2 separate regions of the Homo sapiens genome follow, and region 2 is linked to region 1. Evidence: read pairs that join two places in POLR2A ChIA-PET (ENCODE). Cell type or tissue: Panc1. All regions are shown on one strand. Region 1 has its middle 36 kb from the start of PNLDC1. Region 2 overlaps IGF2R (insulin like growth factor 2 receptor).

The links. Peaks named below come from ENCODE experiments on the same cell type or tissue, not always from the same donor. Only the 100,000 strongest peaks of a DNase experiment are listed, where the experiment ranks them.
Region 2: POLR2A ChIA-PET joins it to region 1 with 5 read pairs; 2 of 35 experiments call an interaction of 5 or more read pairs at or near these places.

Annotation. Positions count from the first base shown.
Region 1 is chr6:159,835,453-159,837,952 of GRCh38, forward strand. No RefSeq gene overlaps it. Among named protein-coding and RNA genes, the nearest start is that of PNLDC1, 36 kb to the left of the region's middle. In Panc1, no CTCF peak of the experiment used is centred here; no DNase peak of the experiment used is centred here.
Region 2 is chr6:159,975,641-159,978,140 of GRCh38, forward strand. All of the region lies in intron 1 of IGF2R (insulin like growth factor 2 receptor), which reads left to right. Among named protein-coding and RNA genes, the nearest start is that of IGF2R, 7.8 kb to the left of the region's middle. RefSeq lists an enhancer at 2,358-2,500. In Panc1, no CTCF peak of the experiment used is centred here; no DNase peak of the experiment used is centred here; H3K4me3 peaks cover 1,096 bases; H3K27ac peaks cover 1,699 bases.

The DNA.
Region 1 (2,500 bases):
AGGCCTGGAGGAGAGGAGGAGGGAAAGCAGCTTTGTTGAATAGGACAGACTTGCAAATCTTTCCTGTTTTATTTTTAGCTTAAAAGCCAATAACTGATTTCTTTGTTTCTCTGGTTCGCCCATTGCTCACCACGTCTAAATGAGAAAGTACATTTCAAGGCCACCATACAATTGTCCAAAAAGGCCTTCAATATGGAATAATCCACTTTATTATCCCATGGCTGCTCTCCTGCCTGGCTGCCCAGATGGGGTAGGGGGAGCCTACGGTAAACAGCACATGAGAGAAGGAATATATCAATGGATCTTCACATAATGCTAATACATGAGATTTGTATCTGAGAAGGCCCCGGGCAGTCTGTTTTCTTCTCAATTTCATTGCCATTGGCCAGGAATTTTCTTGAATGCCCAACTGTCTTTATCAAGACAGGAATTGGGATACAATTTGCTCAAACATTAAAGAAAATGGTTGTTGATTTGCCAGTAGTCAGTTGGCAAGAGAAGAAAAACTTTATTTCTTTATTTGTAAAATGGCAATAATGTAACAGGATACATTTTGGAGATTTTATTTTTCTATTATTATTATTATTATTATTTTAGTTTTTAGTAGAGGCAGGGTTTCACCATGTTGGCCAGGCTTGTCTAGAACTCCTGACCTCAGGTGATCCACCCGCCTCGGCCTCCCAAAGTGCTGGGATTACAGACGTGAGTCACCGCGCCTGGCCATTTTGGAGATTTTAAAGCTGAGGTTCCTGCTCCTCCTATCACAGCTCTTTATCCACCATAATCAGGAATATTAACTGTCCCAGGGGGATGGTAGGCTATAGCCTCTACCAAAAAGTCAAATTCTTGGCTTCTGAGTTTAATCTATGTAGGATTTTGGAAGACAGAACAGAGGCAACTGTATGAAAGCCAGAGTGCTTTTGATTTGCAAAGCTGACTCTTGAGAGAGGTTTTACTTCATGTTTTTCACAATGCTGAAAACTTGGCATGGCATATCCCCAGCAGAGCCTCCTGGATGCTGCCCAGTTTGTGAGGGAAGTCATGGGTAGAAAAATGCACGATGATAAGGAGCCGTTTTCCATCCAAGAAGAGATACGTGCTCGAGCAGCCGCGCGGGGGAGGCCAGGGCTGGAAGGCCCAGGGTCTCCGAGGAGCTGTAGAAAAGAAGCCTGGAGGGACCCCGGAGCAGAAAGGCTACTGGGGGCTTCCCAGGGAGTGGGTGAGACCCCACAACAAACAGGAACGGCGAGGCGTGGCGGGGGGGTGGGCCGAGGGCAGGAGCTGCTAAGTGTCCTGCGACTTTCTATCAGGCAGCTTCGCATCAGGAAACCATAACCCACTTTAGGGAGTTGGATGCGCTGTTTCAGTTCTACAGACGATGGAAGAGCCAAAAGGCTGCACAGGGAACGAGACGGGCCCCAGAGCTTAGTAACACCCGAAATCCCCATGGCCCCTTGGGAGGGCTGGGAGGGAGGCGGGTGCTGCGGGGGCTGTGGAGGTCCTGCAGGTGCTGCCTGAGAAGCCAAGAGACTGGGTGAGAATGGATGACATCAGCTGGCTCCCCCATTCCTCCTGCCCCCACCTCCCCGCAGGGCATCCCACTGACTGAATCCAGCTGACGGTGGCTGGCAAGTCACCTGGGGCGGGGGGCCTCCAGACAGAGCGTGAGAAAAGTGAGATGTGGCTCTCAGGGCGCAGAACTAGCTCGCCCCAAGGGGACCACATCAGCTCTGGGGGACCAAGATGCAGCAGGGGAGCGCCACGCGAGCAGGAGCCCACGCCAGGACGTAGGATCTCGGCAAGGAGGCAATGCATGACTGTGAGGACCAGCAAGAAACAGATTTCACAGAAGCCAGCAGAGGAAGCCAGAGGACCGGGTGCTCCTTCCCTGTGGCAGGAGCAGGAACCATCCGCCCTCCCCAGAGGGCTGCCATCACCTCCAGGGAGACGAGGAAGCGTCGGAGGAAGGGACTCCTGAGAAACTGAGTTCTGAATTGGTAGGACTGAATATTTTCGACCTCACGACCTAGGAAATGGAGTTATTTTTAATTGTGGAGAAATTATGAAGGGACATTTCTTCACATCCAAGTCTGTGGTTGTGAAAGTAGTGCCAGTAGTGTTAATGTCAACCTTGCCGTTTTCGTGTTTGGTGAGATGGTGTATGTGAGATGCTTATAGTGGCCCGGTGCAGTGGCTCACTTTGGAAGGCCGAGGCAGGGGGATTGCTTGAGCCAGGGAGCTTGAGACCGGCCGGGGCAACACAATGAGACCTCCATCTCCACAAAAAATTTTAAAAATTAGATGGGTGTGGTGGTGCACGCCTGTAGTCCTAGCTACTTGGGATGCTGGGGTGGGAGGATCTTTTGAGTCCAGGAGTTGGAGCAGGCTGCAATGAACTATGATTGTACCACTGCACTCCAGCCTGGGCTACAGAGCGGCATCCTGTCTCTTAAAAAAAAAAAAAATGCTTAGCACAGGTGCATACAGTGGTAATTATTAT
Region 2 (2,500 bases), 140 kb after region 1:
AAACCAGATGGGAAAAAAAAACCCATACATGTATTATATATATTTATATATATATATATATAAAGTATATGTATTGTGTATATATTATATAAGCATATTTATTATATATATATTATAGTGTATATTATATATGTATTATATATAATATATAATATATAGTTATATATAATATATACACACGCACATATATAAATAACACCACAAAAAGGGTAAAAGTTTATTTATTTCCATGAATATATCTAGTTCTGTTTACTAATACTTTATGAAATATGCTTACAGCTCTGTTTTTAAGTGAGATTGGGCTACAGTTTTTTTGCTCTGCTGTTCTTGATGGATTTTGTTATTAATAATATGTTTGCTTTGTGGAAGGAGCTAGTTAGCTTTTAGTATTTTTGTATGTGGTGAAACAGTTTGTATATAAGATGGACATTTTCTGTTTCTTAAAGTTTGGTAGAATTCACCAGTAAAACTATCTGGCCCTGGCAGGCTCTTAGGTGGAATATCATCGGGGAGGACTTTTGATTATGGTTTTTTCTAGTTTTATTTTCAGTTTTATCTAGTTTATTTTTCTATTCAGATTTTCTACTTTTTCTTGGGCCAATTTTGGTAATCTCTATTTTCCTAGAAAATTGTCATTTTAATTGTGTATTCATATTTAATAAGTAGCATGCTACTCTCATATTTTTGATACTCTATAGCTCTAGGTAAATTTTTAAAATTCCTGATGTTTACTTGTGTACTTTTTTCTTAATTATATTTACTAAAGACTTATTTACCTTTTTAAAGTCTTTCCAAAAGAACTAGTGTTTTGTTTTTTCATCTTTTCACCTTTTATTTGCAATTTTATTAATTTATCCACTCAGTAACTTCTACATCATTTTTCTGTTTCTCGTTTGACTTGAATGCTTAGCTCTTTTATTTTAAATCATTTTGCATAATTAAGAAATATATTTAAAGCTTCATGTTTCTTTCTTCGGAGTACCATACCACTCATAGATTCTGATACTTTTTTTTTTCTCCATATTTCAATTTTGTGTATTCCCTTTTTGGATTCAAAAGTTCTATCTGTTTCAACTTCCTGGACCCACTAAATTTTTAGATTTTTATTTTTTTCAGGTCCATGGACTTTGGGGGTTTTAAATTTATTTTTTCCATTGTGCGGGTAAATGTGGTGGAACTTACTGACATTTCCCTTGTGGCCTAACACCTAGTCAAGTTGGGAGGGTATTATGTGTTTGGAAAAAAAGTTCTCTGTTTGGGTCAAAGTTACTCATGGTGCTGTTCAGCTTTTCTTTGCCCTAACTCTTCTTCGGTTTGTCTGTTGCTTTTATTATTTGTATCTGGCTGCCGCTGTGGACAGGCATGTAGCTGGATGTCGTTTGCTGCTGTCGCCCAGCTTACCAGTTCTCCCATGGTTCAGATGTTCTTCTGCTTCCCTGTTGTCTTTTGTTGCAGAATCTCAGCTGATGTGTAGTCACAGCTGCCTGTTCTTTCTGCGTGGACGCTGTAGCTTCTGTCAACCCTCTGAAGATCTCTCTTAAAGTTCTGCTCTGATTGCTCTATTAATTATTTTTCCTTGGGCCCAGTTTCTTTGGTTTGAGTTTGTCACCATGATTGCATGGTGCTGGTGCCCTTGCAGTGACAGGTGACTCCTGACCGTGCACTCTGCAGTGGGTCTCCACCCGACCTTGGCTGCCTCCTTGTGCAGCTGCGTGGGGTAGGGCTGGGAGCAGTTGTTGGAATTTGGCTGTAAATTGTTTTCAGGGAGACTAGGGGATGGGCAGGATGTGCCTCTGTGGCTGTTCTTGGCGCTTTAGGTCCTTTCCACCCTCCCAATGTCACCCCCAAGCGCTGTTCTGCCAAGACACAGCTGCTAAACCCCTGTTGATTGCTGCTGGCAGCGTGTGGCCTGAGACGGGGGATCTGGATTGTTGAGTTGGCTGTGTCCAATCACTTCTTTTCTCTGGACCTCATTTTCCTCCTCAAGAGGGGTGGGACTTAGTTTTCTTTCTCTCTTTCCTATTTGAAAACCTCTCATTAGGGAGTTAGTTTTGGAAGTCACTTTCCTGGGCTTGAATCCAGACTCCTCCCCTCACAGGCCTTGGGCAAGTCACAGAACCTCTGAAGTCTTCCTTTCCGTGTGTGTCCAGTCAGGATGCTAACCATGTTTGTAGGCTAGGCGTGGGATGCTAACCGTGTTGTAGGCTAGGCGTGGGATGCTAACCGTGTTGTAGGCTAGGCGTGGGATGCTAACCGTGTTGTAGGCTAGGCGTGGGATGCTAACCGTGTTGTAGGCTAGGTGTGGGAATTGGAAGACATTTGAATGCCTGGCACGTCCTCGGTGTTCATTGGTGCTGTAGTGGTAGCAGTTGCTTTATCTGTAAGTTACAGATGCTGCCTTACATCAGGGATTTATTTTTATAACCTGTTTCTCGCCCTCCCAGAGCTCTCCATTAGTGTCTTGGGGTTTCTGCCTCAACCAGAGAGCATTTCTTCTTCA